Linked DNA regions of Homo sapiens: region 2 is linked to region 1. A link is a contact called in ENCODE Hi-C or POLR2A ChIA-PET data. All regions are on one chromosome and are shown on one strand. Each heading gives the region's core, a stretch centred on a gene start or an enhancer-like site at or near the end of the contact. The rest is flanking DNA. Distances are from core to core; before and after follow the strand shown.

The links. A loop is a pair of places that touch in the nucleus more often than their neighbours do. ChIA-PET counts read pairs that join two places held with the same protein, here RNA polymerase II (POLR2A). Pooled maps may share reads with other maps.
Region 2: a loop to region 1 is called in a map with no recorded cell type, with 2.4 times the contacts of the local background. The contact joins two enhancer-like sites. A Hi-C loop is called at or near these places in 10 of 168 maps with a recorded cell type or tissue (CD4-positive, alpha-beta T cell, CD4-positive, alpha-beta memory T cell, CD8-positive, alpha-beta T cell and 7 more), 15 of 37 single-sample maps with no recorded cell type and 18 of 50 pooled maps. POLR2A ChIA-PET finds 5 or more read pairs at or near these places in 11 of 52 experiments (CD4-positive, alpha-beta memory T cell, GM10248, MCF 10A and 6 more).

Annotation. Positions count from the first base shown.
Region 1 is chr7:105,253,594-105,260,487 of GRCh38, reverse strand. The region is part of intron 2 of SRPK2 (SRSF protein kinase 2); the gene reads left to right. Among named protein-coding and RNA genes, the nearest start is that of SRPK2, 130 kb to the left of the region's middle. Within about 2 kb of position 3,472, at least 3 of the 41 ENCODE cell types and tissues checked have a DNase peak (open chromatin) inside an H3K27ac peak, as active enhancers do.
Region 2 is chr7:105,301,833-105,308,726 of GRCh38, reverse strand. The region is part of intron 2 of SRPK2 (SRSF protein kinase 2); the gene reads left to right. It also overlaps the pseudogene RWDD4P1. Among named protein-coding and RNA genes, the nearest start is that of SRPK2, 84 kb to the left of the region's middle. Within about 2 kb of position 4,071, at least 6 of the 41 ENCODE cell types and tissues checked have a DNase peak (open chromatin) inside an H3K27ac peak, as active enhancers do.

The sequences.
Region 1 (6,894 bases), core at 2,223-4,722:
CCTTGAGGAATTGCCACACTGTCTTCCACAATGGTTGAACTAATTTACACTCCCACTAACAGTGTAAAAGCCTTCCTATTTCTCCACATCCTCTCCAGCACCTGTTGTTACCTGACTTTTTAATGATCACCATTCTAACTGGTGTGAGATGGTATCTCATTGTGGTTTTGATTTGCATTTCTCTGATGACCAGTGATGATGAGCATTTTTTCATGTGTCTTCTGGCTGCATAAATGTCTTCTTTTGAGAAGTGTCTGTTCATATCCTTTGCCCACTTTTTGATGGGGTTGTTTTTTTCTTGTAAATTGGTTTAAGTTCTTGGTAGATTCTGGATATTAGCCCTTTGTCAGATGGGTAGATTGTAAAAATTTTCTCCCATTCTGTAGGTTGCCTTTTCACTCTGATGATAGTTTCTTTTGCTGTGCAGAAGCTCTTTAGTTTAATTAGATCCCATTTGTCTATTTTGACTTTTGTTGCCATTGCTTTTGGTGTTTTAGTCGTGAAGTCTTTGCCCATGCCTGTGTCCTGAATGGTATTGCCTAGGTTTTCTTCTAGGGTTTTTATGGTGTTAGGTCCTACATTTAAGTCTTTCATCCATCTTGAGTTAATTTTTGTATATGGTGTAGGGAAGGGATCCAGTTTCAGCTTTCTACATATGGCTAGCCAGTTTTCCCAGCACCATTTATTAAATAGGGAATGCTTTCCCCATTGCTTGTTTTTGTCAGGTTTGTCAAAGATTAGATGGTTGTAGATGTGTGGTGGTATTTCTGAGGCCTCTGTTCTGTTCCATTGGTCTATATCTCAGTTTTGGTACCAGTACCATGCTGTTTTGGTTACTGTAGCCTTGTAGTATAGTTTGAAGTCAGGTAGTGTGATGCCTCCAGCTTTGTTCTTTTTGCTTAGGATTTTCTTGGCAATGCAGGCTCTTTTTTGGTTCCATATGAACTTTAAAGTAGTTTTTTTCCCAATACTGTGAAGAAAGTCATTGGTAGCTTGATGGGGATGGCATTGAATCTGTAAATTACCTTAGGCCGTGTGGCCATTTTCACGATATTGATTCTTCCTATCCATGAATATGGAATGTTTTTTCCATTTGTTGGTGTCCTCTTTTATTTCATTCAGCAGTGATTTGTAGTCTCCTTGAAGAGGTCCTTCACATCCCTTGTAAGTTGGATTCCTAGGTATTTTATTCTCTCTGAAGCAATTGTGAATGGGAGTTCACTCATGATTTGGCTCTCTGTTTGTTATTGGTGTATAGGAATGCTTGTGATTTTTGCACATTGATTTTGTATCCTGAGACTTTGCTGAAGTTGCTTATCAGCTTAAGGAGATTTTGGGCTGAGATGATAGGGTTTTGTAAATATACAATCATGTCATCTGCAAACAGAGACAATTTGACTTCCTCTTTTCCTAATTGAATACCCTTTATTTCCTTTTCCTGCCTGACTGCCCTGGCCAGAACTTCCAACACTATGTTGAATAGGAGTGGTGAGAGAGGGCATCCCTGTCTTGTGCCAGTTTTCAAAGGGAATGCTTCCAGTTTTTGTCCATTCAGTATGATATTGGCTGTGGGTTTGTCATAAATAACTCCTATTACTTTGAGATAGGTTCCATCAATACCTAGTTTACTGAGCGTTTTTAGCATGAAGGGCTGTTGAATTTTGTTGAAGGCCTTTTCTGCATCTATCGAGATAATCATGTGGTTTTTGTTGTTGGTTCTGTTTTTATGTGATGGATTACGTTTGTTGATTTGTGTATGTTGAACCAGCCTTGCATCCCAGGGGTGAAGCCAAGTTGATTGTGGTGGATAAGCTTTTTGATGTGCTGCTGGATTCAGTTTGCCAGTATTTTACTGAGGATTTTCGCATCAGTGTTCATCGTGGATATTGGCCTAAAATACTCTTTTTTTGTTGTGTCTCTACGAGGCTTTGGTATCAGGATGATGCTGGACTGATAAAACATAGTCATTTACATCCCAAATATTAGTATTTTGTGTATCACCTTGGTGTTTTTTTGTCACATTTGCACTCCACACTGTGCTTTTTTTCTTTCTTTTTTTTTTTTTTTTTTGAGACCGAGTTTCGCTCTTGTTACCCAGGTTGGAGTGCAATGGCATGATCTCGGCTCACTATTACCTCTGCCTCCCGGGTTCAAGCAATTCTCCTGTCTCAGCCTCCCGAGTAGCTGAGATTACAGGTGCATGCCACCACGCCTGGCTGATTTTTGTATTTTTAGTAGAGATGGGGCTTCATCATATTGGTCAGGCTGGTGTAGGACTCTGGACCTCGTGATCCGCCTGCCTCGGCCTCCCGAAGTGCTGGGATTACAGGCGTGATCCACCGCACCTGGCCTCATATCATGCTTTCCTTTTTTTTTTGTTTTTGGAGATGGAGTCTTGCTCTGTCACCCAGGATGGAGTGCAGTGGCACGATCTCGGCTCACTGCAACTGTCTCCTAGGTTCAAGCAATTATCCTGCCTCCCCCTCCAGAGTAGGTGGGACTACAGGCGCGTGCCACCACGCCTGGCTAACTTTTTGTATTTTTAGTAGAGACGGGGTTTCACTGTGTTAGGGTGGTCTCAGTCTCCTGACCTCTTGCTCTGCCTGCCTCGGACTCCCAATGTGCTGGGTTTACAGGTGTGAGCCACTGCACCCGGCCATTCTTTTTTATTTTTAAATTTCTTAAAATAAATGTAAAACCTTTTAATGCTTTTTAAAGCTTAATTTTCTTTAAAAAGGAATCTTTGTGTCTCCACCAGCAATAGAGAACCTGTATTGTTTGCCTTAAAAAAAAAAATGACTGTTAAACCCTGTCTAGATTCTGTTGTCTGATAAAGGCTCCAAGCCTGAGCCATATGCTCTCTGTGTTTACAAGGGAAGTTAAATTTGCAGGTGTCATAAAGGGACATAAATATGTGTTAGCACCAAAGTGAGAGTTGTTCTCATACACCCAGACAGATTGAAAGAACCTCGGAAAAGGAATAACTTCCTCAGTATTTGATTCAGTGTAATTCAATACCAGGTTTCAAGTATCACCTAAGATAATTTTGCATGTCAGCAGTGGCACTTCCTCTTCTCTTTGGGATCCTCTTCTGCTCCAGCAATGTAGATTATGATGAATTTATCAGGGAGGTTCTGAACAAATGTGAGCAGCTATTATAATAACAATAGCAACAATAAAAACTCTACTTTCAACAGTCATAGTGCAGATTCCTTTTGTAACAATCTTTTATGTACTGGGGCTGGAAGAAATTAAGACTAATTTTAGTAGATTTTATTTGTTATCCATCCACCCAGCATTTTTTTCAGCAGCTGCTATGCACTAGCCACTTAGTGATTTGGAAATCAGGGAGCCACAAAGCCAGCACAGAAATGTAGGTTTTGTACAGAATATCAGTGTACAAACCTTGCATGGAAGACACATTCGTGGGTGGCTGGCCCCTGGCATAATTTGTTCTGTTTCTTGGACATGCAGTGCTAAGTACTCTAATGGACAACACTACAGTGAGTAGCTTTTGGCACTCCTTAGAAAGAATTGCACATAACTAATAATTGCACTTCTGGGAAACTTACTTTAAAAGATGAGTGGTATGGTAAAGAGGTTACAAACACAGTTGCTTACCAAGAGTATGTCCAATGAGTGGCTACAGCCAGGTGGGGAGCACAGAAACTGGAGATGATGACACCATCTAGATGTGGGTGCTGATCGGCTCTCTTGCTGATTGCTGCCGTGTAGAAATACCGGGCAAGTTTTGCCTGCTCTTGTGATTTTTTTTACGAGTTGAACATTTGGATTTTTATGTCAAATCTCTTCATTTTAAATGCTTGTGTGGCTGAGCACAGTGGCTCATTCCTGTAATCCAAGTGCTTTGGGAGACCAGAGTGGGAGGATTGCTTGAGGCCAGGAGTTCAAAACCAACCCATGCAACATACCAAGACCCCCGTCTCTACAAAATAATTTAAAAATAAGTTGGGCATGGTGATGTGTACCTGTAGTCCCAACAATTCAGGAGGCTGCGGTGAGAGGATCTCTTGAGCCTGGGAGTTTGAGGTTACAGTGAGCTGTGATCGCACCATTGCACTCCAGCCTGGGTGACAGAGTGAGACTCTGTCTCTAAAAATACATACATACGTACGTACATACATACATAATGGTGCAAGTTAGAAACAAAACAGTAACTCAAAACAGCCTTAACAATAAGAGTATCTCCTCTTCAGATTCAGCCTATGGTAAATATTTTTCTTCTGTGCTATAGCACATTGATTCTCAATTTGTGAGCCACAGACTTGTGCAGACTTATTGTAGGGGATTTTTAAATACTGTGATTACTAAGCATTAGCTGTAGATTGAAATAATGGAAGTAAAATTATCTTGATGCTCACAGGTGTGTCTCTGGATTTTTCTGACATTTGAGGCATGCCAAACACTGCAGATCACTGCTCTAATAGCCATACTAAAATAACAGTACAAAATTCAATAAGGTATTAACTGTATGTAATAGGAAGAGCCCTGACAGATGTGCATTTTTCTTGTTCTCGCTCTCTCTCTTTTTTTTTTTTTCAATTTGAGATGGACTCACACTATCGCCCAGGCTGGAGTGCAATCTTGACTCATTGCAACCTCTGCCTCCCAGGTTCAAGCAAGTCTCCTGCCTCAACCTCCTGAGTAGCTGGGATTACAGGTGCCCACCAGCACGTCCAGCTAATTTTTGTATTTTTAGTAGAGAAAGGGTTTCACCATGTTGGCCAGGCTGGTCTTGAACTCCTGACCTCAGGTGATCTGCCCGCCTCAGCCTCCCAAAGTGCTGGGATTACAGGCAAGAGTCACTGTGCCTGGCCTAGATGTGCGTTTCTCAACTTGGATATCATTGATTTGTTCTGTAAATATTTATGTACCCACTATGGTAGAACTTAAGCTTTATAAATAATCTGAAAATGGTGGAGGTAGAAAAATGTTCTGTTTTCAAAACTGCCACCTCATTATTCCCCGCCTTTCCCTTTTCCTTCTTTTCCATCTGTCTTTTCCTCCCTTCACCTACCCTCCCCCCAGGAAATATATTGAGACTAGTTTGATAACTACCTATAATGCAGTAGAAAAAAGGGGGTCAGAGAAAATGCAGATCACAGTAGAAGGTTATGATGGAGGATAGTCAGATGCACACGCAGATACGGGTATTTGCTGTGCAACTAGTAAAGGTGACTAACAAAATTGGCTTTAAGCTTCTTGACAGCCATACTAAGGAAATAATTAACATTGCTCTTTTCATCTGTAAGGAGAAACAATATTAGTTTCCCCGGTAGAACCAAACCTTTTCCTCTAACTTAATTATCATTTTAGCATAACTTTTTTTCTACATATCTTAAATGCTTATTTATTTTAGAAATTTCAGATAAAATGATGATAAGGCACTGAGCTGTTAATCATTAAAGTTCAGTCACCATGATTAATTTTTTCTGGCCAATTTTTTGTTTTAGTCTAAGATCTATAAAAAGCAGATGGGCCAGATGCAGTGGCTCATGCCTGTAATCCCAGCACTTTGGGAGGCCGAGGCGGGTGGATCATCTGAGGTCAGGAGTTCAAGACCAGCCTGGCCAACATGGTGAAACCCCATCTCTACTAAAAATACAAAAATTAGCTGGGTGTGGTGGTGTACACCTGTAATCCCAGCTCCTCAGGAGGCTGAGGCAGGAGAATTGTTTGAACACAGTAGGCAAAGGCTACAGCGAGCCAAGACCACACCACTGCACTCCAGCCTGGGTGACGGGGCGAGACTCTGTCTCAAAACAACAACAACAATAACAACAACAACAACAAAAAAAAAACAAGCAGATGTACTTCAACGATAACATCATCACCAACCGTACAATCCAGTATCATACTGAGAAATGATTTTCAAACTGGCATTTTATACTTAACATATGCAAATTTTCTTATGTTATTAAATAATCATCTGTAGTATCATTTATAAAGGTTGCATAGAACTGAGTTCATGATATGGATGGATGTACATAATTTTATTGATTGAGTCTTAGAAATGGAATCACTTGTGAAGCCAATTTGTAAGGCTCTTTATAAAGGAGTGTTTGTTTTTCAGAAAGATACATCTTTACGTTGTCATTGGCAGTGTATAAGAGAACCTTTTAACTTACACCCTCACTTGAAATTCTCAAAACAGCCTCTTTCTGAATGTCGTATAGATGACATTGAAGAATATTCCAGATAGTGTTGACTTACTAGTCTCTGTTCTTTAGGTCTTTACTCTAGTAAAAGTTAAGTATTATTGTGGTACTTTCTGTGTTAATTGGGTGTGGGTAAGTCAAAGATCAGTACAATCAGCTGTAACGAGGTAAAAGATTCATCAATAGATTCTTATATTCAGTCAAGCATTTACGAAACAGCTAAATGAGCCATTGATGTTAGCAGTTAAGTGACATAGTCACTGAGAAAATTTGGGTATTCTATTTATGCTAATGAATCTAAATTTTGTAAGGATTTCAAGAAGTTATGTGATTCAAGCCTCTCACTCTAAACAGGTGACAAAACATTCAACACAGATGGCTGGCTTGTTTTTTTTTGTTTGTTTGTTTTTTTTTAAAATAAAGATGTACAGGAATTAAGATTCTCTAACCTTACCTTTTCAACCATGGCCTCATGATTGGTTGCTCAATATATTTTCAATGACTTAATTTTGTTGCACTACAATAAAATTACTACTTAATTTTGTTCCCCTTCTAAGACAGTTCTAAAATGTAATCACCTTTTTGGTCAAGACCTTTTCATTTTTCTTTCTGGAATTTGAATTACTTTTGTGGGGGACAGGGGCGTGCTCTCTGTGTAGTCTCAGGACGGCTTGGATCTAGTCTAAATAGTATTCCAGGAAACAGCATCTGAGAA
Region 2 (6,894 bases), core at 2,822-5,321, 48 kb before region 1:
GTAAAATAGTCTCATAGCTCTCTGTAGGAAAAGAATCTTTAGTTGAATAAGCAGAAACCACTTTCCACCTTGTGATACATTAAAGCTTTAGGTGTCGGGTGCTTTAGGAACTGCAGAAGTGGTCTTGCCAATTGGAAAAGTAGTACTACCATAAGAATTTTGGATTATAGTTTCTTGGTAGTCATGAGAATGAAGGTTATATTAAAGTCCATACAATTATATGAAAATGAGTACATGCCCATCATTCTTTAAGGAAATCCCCTCCCTCTGTTGGTTGCCCTAAATAAGAGTTCTAATATACAGGGCTTTCCAATTTTTATAAATAACAACTGCCTGAACATTTTTGCACATAAACACATCCAGCCTGCTCAAGAATGGGTTTTCTAGAGTGCTCAGAGAACATAATCTTTTCAATGCTTGGGAGGTAGCATAAGAGAAGGGAGAGCAGAAGAAATATTCAGGTGCCAACTCAGTCTGTTTTACAGTTGGTTGTTGGCAAAATAAGGTCAGAGTTTGTTTCCAGCATGTTTTTGAAATTCCCCTTAGTGCAAACTTTTCCATGAAAACAATGTAAACTGTTAGGACCTCCAGGTAGAGCAGCAAAAACTCTAACACTAAACTGCTAATTTTGGGGTATATTTGGGTGACGAACCCATAACTATAGTAGTAAAGCTATCAGTTAATATTACTAAGTTCTCCCATTTTGCCAAGCACTTTGCAAAAATACTTTCGCATATGTTATTTTGTGTTAACCTCACCACAATCTTAGGAGATACATGATGGAATCCAGAATTAGAGATAGAAAGTAATTTGAATTTCAGGAGCTATCTTTTGAGTCCAAGTAATGTACCAAAGCTCATACTGTTCATCACCATTGTATATCCCACTTCACTGTTAAGTTACTATGATGATTATAAAAGATAAAGCGTATGTTATTTCTGATTATAAAATATATACTTAAAGTTAAACTTAGGAAATTCAAAAATGTGGAAATAAGGGGGAAAAAACCCCACCCACAGTCTTACCACTTATACACTTTTAACATAAACTTACCTGGATTCTGTAGGAAGTCATATTTACTAATATTTTTTAACAGCTGTGGGGCATTGTAGTCAGGATTTTGTAGAGGTATATCTTTGTTAATTTTTCTCCAGAAGTGTTTTTAAAGGTGAGAGTTTAATAATGTTTGGAAAAAATAAGAGAGAGCACATGTCAGATGACAAATGGATGGCACTGCCAGCAAGGGCTGTGAGGGTGCAAGCCGGCTTTTCTCTCCTGCTGGTCAGTGATTCTGTTCACCAGCTTAACAGACTAAGTTCTAGAGCAAAACACTTACTTATTACACATTGGTTCTCTATACTTCTTTTTGGGTTATCGTATGTTTATCCTTTTAAAAACGTCATAGAATTTTTCTTCTTCTTTTTTAATAATAAAGCTTTCTTGCTTGAAGAAAAGCCTCTTTGTATCCACCACAGCAGATGGAATGGCATTTGTACTTCTAAATTTTTCAGTAGTAGGAGTACCAAAATAGCACTAAAAATTAATTACTTTGATTACCTCCCCTCCCACCCAGTATTGGGAAAAGTCATAATTAAGTCTCCCTTCAAGGTAGTTCATTAGTTCTTGTATGTTAAAAAATCTGACCCTTAAATTAAATCTTCCTTTTGAGCTGCCTTTGTGTTTCCAGGACATGTTTAGCTGCACCTGCCTGCTATTCGGTCTCTTTCTTCACCAGAGTTATAAAATAAGAGGAAAAGGATTGTATTCTCTATTCAGAACTAGAGTTCTGTGGATAACTTGACAGCTTTCCATAAGTGTGAGTCTCCATATCTATAATCAAGTTGTAAGTTTGTGTTTAAACATTTTTCCCCCATATTTAGCCATGTCTCCTCCTTTGTATTGTTTTCTTCTACAAAAATGTTCTTGTAATAGTGTTTTACTTTTAATTCTGAGAAATTTATGACATTTTCTTTTTAAAAGTTATTCTCCACTTAAGTTAGAGATGTATACAGCATTAAAATGGATTGCAGATAAAGATATTTGTAAATGAGTGTTTCGGTTAAATGCTTTTCCAACTGAAGGTGGCATCTTGCCAACGAGAGGATAGCAGTTAGCCAACATGTTTTTTCTTCATGACTGTTTTTTCTTTGTTCAGGTGGAGTACATCCTGCTGCTTCAAGGGTAGAAGACTCCTCACTGCTTTCCTTCATGAGATTTCAAAGGAAGTGTTGGTTTTTTTTTTGCCTGGTTCAAGTATTGACCAAGAAGATGACAGTGATGTGGTCTCTTAGGTTTCAAAATTTCTACTTAAACATCTTGGTTCTAGTGATACGTACTTTGCAAAAATAATTCACAGTTATTATGACTTTTGTTAATATTCTGAAACTATGGTATTCAGAGATGATCCGTCAGGTTCTGATTAAGTTTCTTAGAAGCCCAGTGCACTGAAAAGATTATGGTGTGTCTTTTCTCTTCCTAGCAAAATGGAAAATGACAATACTGAAATGCAAACTAATAGAATACCAGCAAAAATTCTCATTGTTACTCATGGCTTCAAAAACTACATCAGATGCCTTAAAAAAAAATCCTCTTACTTCTTTTGGTACCTCATTTTTGTTGGTTTTCTAAGCATGTAGAAGGGGACCAGAGCATGCCACCCCAAAATATCCCACTTTTAGTGTAGGTGTTGTTTTAAGCTGAAGGCATTTAGTTTCCTGCCCTCCACCTTTCTGTCTAAAAGCAGGCTATCCATTTACATTTCTGAAAGTGTTCCGTACTAAAGAACCCCTATTTATTATACATTTCTAGTTATCTTCCCATGATTTGTACCTCCCTCAAAGTCCAGAACTTGTTTTCCTCAGTCTAGCCTTTTCCCCGTACTTTATCACCCTTTGTTAAGATGGTGTGTAAACCCAAATTTTAATCACCCTTTTGAGTTAACACTGAGTTCTCCTTTGTGTATGCACATTGCATGCATAGGTAAACTGCTTTTTTTCCCCCTCCTGTTAATCTTTTATCTGTTAAATTCAGGGACCCCAGCCACTGAATCTAAGAGGGTAGGGAAAGAGTGTTTTCCTCTCCAACAGTGTGCTTCATTTTTTTCCTGTTGGGTAATTCAACACTGACTCTCCCCAAAATTACACAGAAGAATTAAAGTAACACAGGAATGAAGAAGCGAACATAGATTTATCTGTCAGATGCATTTAAATAAAGTTATTTCTCTACAATTTCCTTGGTCTTTTGTATACTGTTATAATAAACTAGTAGGCAGCAGAAAATTTTTTTTGTGACAGAGTCTCGCTCTATTGTGCGAGACTGTGTGGCACAGTCTCGGCTCACTGCAACCTCTGCCTCTTGGGTTCAAGAGATTCTCCTGCCTCAGCCTCCCCAGTAGCTGGGATTACAGGTGCCCACCACCTGTAAAAATACCCGGCTAATTTTGTGTTTTTAGTGGAGATAGGGTTTCACTATGTGGGTCAGGCTGGCCTTGAACTCTTGACTTCAGGTGATCTGCCTGCCTCAGTCTCCCAAAGTGCTGGGATTACAGGCATGAGCCACAGCGCCTGGCTGGCAACAGGATTTTTGTTAAATAATCATCCTCTGTTGTCTCCAAGATTTTAGAAATCCCAGAAAACATGGAAACCTATGAAAATATGAACTTGACCTAAAGTATTTTGAATAATATTTATTGCTGTGGTTCTAGATGCTTCTAAAGTTTAGACTAGAGGATAGTTTTTATCTTTGTTAGGTCAGGATATTTAGCTGTGTAATAGTTTGGTTTTAAAGCTGTATGCTTTTTGACTTCTATTTAGGCTAAGAAGGCTTTTAGTCTTTCTTTTAGTGAAGAGGGTGTCCCTAGTCTGAGGGCATCTGTAGGCAGCATGTATCAATCAGTGATTGTAGCCCGGGGCCAGGGCAGCCCTGCGGTTTTCACAGTGGATTGTCTATATATCATCTGTTTCAAGATTCCTGTAGTCATGATACTAAAACGGAAAGGTGGACCAAATATTTTGTTTTTCAGTTTATCAGTTTTTCTTTGAGTCATCTAAGTAAGGCTCGGGATACTGTCTAATGGGAAATGAACAGTTAAGACAAAATCAGGGCAAGTCTTTGGGCAAGACAACTCTGTTTACTTTAGTATGCATACATGCATAGCCTGCCTTGTTCCAAAAAGGATTTAAGGTGGCACTGCTGTGCACTTTCTGTGGTTTATGGTCTGAGACTTATTTATAAATACAGTTACTAGTTTCAAATTGAAATGAATCTGGCTTCCAAATGGTGTGTAGTGTACTTACCCCAACAATGCTGCCATTGTACCCCAAGGTCTTCTTTAGGATTTGAATATGTTCATTGGTCATAAATCTTTATCCTTTGATGTTAGAATCAATTTTTGGAACCAGCTAAAAGTCATTAAGTGCCGAGTTTGGTGAATAACCTGGATAGGCAATCTGGGTTGTTAGAGCTTTTGGTTTATTGTTTTTGACTCATGGACTGTGAGCCAAAATAGGATGATGAAACTAGTTTCTAAGCCACAGTTAACTCCTTGTTAACATTCAGCAGTCTTGAACAATGGGTCCAATTGACTCTTGGTCTTGTGCTACATTAGCAGTGCCATTGAGATCAAATAAACAAGTTAACATTGTCCTCACTTGTGATTTTGAGATGGATGTTTTCTTGGGTTTGTAGTACAGCAAAGTATACCATTGCAAATTTCATGTTTTCAGGTCGTAATGAAAACTTTTGAAGTCAACTCTACCGATTTTCTCAAAATATTTCTGTTTTTTTCAGCTGTTAACAAAAGATCCAAAACAGTGAACAGGTTGTAACTGCTCTTTATCACTTGGTGAAAATTTCTTCCAAACGTTTTCACTAGCTTTTCACATAGTTTGACCCTCTGCCACATATTCGTGTGTTTTGTTTTTTTACTATGTAACCATTAAACTGTACGAATTGAGTTATTACTTTGACATCATTTTATAGATGAAGAAACAGGTTTACGAAAGATGAGACTTGATTTAAGGGATCAGAGATACTAAAGAGTCAAGATTCAAATCCCAGTTTTCTGGGTTTTTTTTCAGTGTATAATGCTGCCAGGATGGACATCAGCCATAACCTCCTTAATTTTCTTTTAGTAATATGAATTAATTTTCATATAAGAATATGAAAATTAAGAGCTCTTCCCTTTTATTTCCATAAATCTTGTGGATTTAATGCCACCCCTAATTAAATGTTAATTACTTTTTACTCAGGTCATTTTTTTTTTAATTATACTTTAAGTTCTAGGGTACATGTGCACAACGTGCAGGTTTGTTACATATGTATGTATGTGCCATGTTGGTTTGCTGCACCCATTAACTCATCATTTACATTAGGTGTTTCTCCTAATGCTGTCCCTCCCCCAGCTCCCACCCCACGACAGGCCCTGGTGTGTGATGTTCCCCGCCCTGTGTCCAAGTGTTCTCATTGTTCAATTCCCACCTATGAGTGAGAACATGCGGTGTTTGGTTTTCTGTCCTTGCAATAGTTTGCTCAGAATGGTGGTTTCCAGCTTCATCCATGTCCCTACAAGGGACATGAACTCATCCTTTTTTATGGCTGCATAGTATTCCATGGTGTATATGTGCCACATTTTCTCCCCCCCACCTTTTTTTTTGAGACGGAGTCTTGTTCTGTCGCCCAGGCTGGAGTGCAGCGGCGCAAACTAGGCTTGCTGCAAGCTCCGCCTCCTGGGTTCATGCCATTCTCCTGCCTCAGCCTCCCAAGTAGCTGGGACTACAGGCGCCCGCCACCATGCCTGGCTAATTTTTTTTTTTTCTTCAGAAAAGTAGGATTTCATTAAAATCAGTGTCTTCAACAATACAGAAATTAAATGTTAAGGCATCTTTTACTCCCATCCTGGTATATGCAAGAGAAATGTTTTAAGGAAGGGCCAGCATTTCTTACTAAAATGCTTTCTAGTGTATTTAGCAGATTTGTTTTTATATTCTCCTGTTCCACCTATCACTCAAAGCACTCATGATCACACATCTTGACCCAAATCAAGAGAAAAATATAAATAGATATTAATTTATTAAAGGGAAGCAGTTCACCTTTCAAAAATTAAAAGAAACTAGAAAAAGTATCATGTATAAAGTTCAAATACCAGCATTTAAATTTCTCTGAAGCAATTTACGGTTCAGTAATTAAGCAAAAGAAGAGATGAAGACTTTATTTAAGATAAGAAGCCTATTAATATGGATTGCACTATGGAGTAACTGTTCACTGAGTACTTGGCTCCACCAGGATGATAGTTTGAAAAGGGCTTCATACTCCTTTAAAAGACAGCACATCCACCAGGATAAGATCATATAAATTAACACTGATTCTTATTCCACATGCCTGTCCATTTACAAAGCTCAAGAGGCTTCATAAAGTATACTAAACTGTAACATTTTCACCTTTTATTAAGGCAAGTTTGTGAAAATAATTTAATACAACTGGATCTCTTCATGAACTTTCAACTTACAACCTTTTTAATGTAAGAAACATACAAAAATTATTTTATAAAAAGCCACCTCAATACCAGAAAATGGTAATGAAAGATTTTGAACCCAGTTTTACTTTTTAAAGAATGCTCTTTCCTTGTCTCAAATTCCAAGTGCTACTCATCATCCTTAGAGCCAGTTTTGCTTAAATGCTTCACAACATCAACCCAGTTCCAGCCTCGAGGAAGTTCTCCTTTGTGATCTGTTTTGTCTGCCAGCTTACGCTTCTGGGCTTTTGAAAGTTATTCTTTTTTGTCTTTTTTCTTACTTGATGGGGCTGTATTAGGAGTTTCAATTGAGATGATATTGCTTATCGATGTTGTGGAATTAATGGGATTGTGATTCTCCATGAACTGCTCTTATTGTCTTT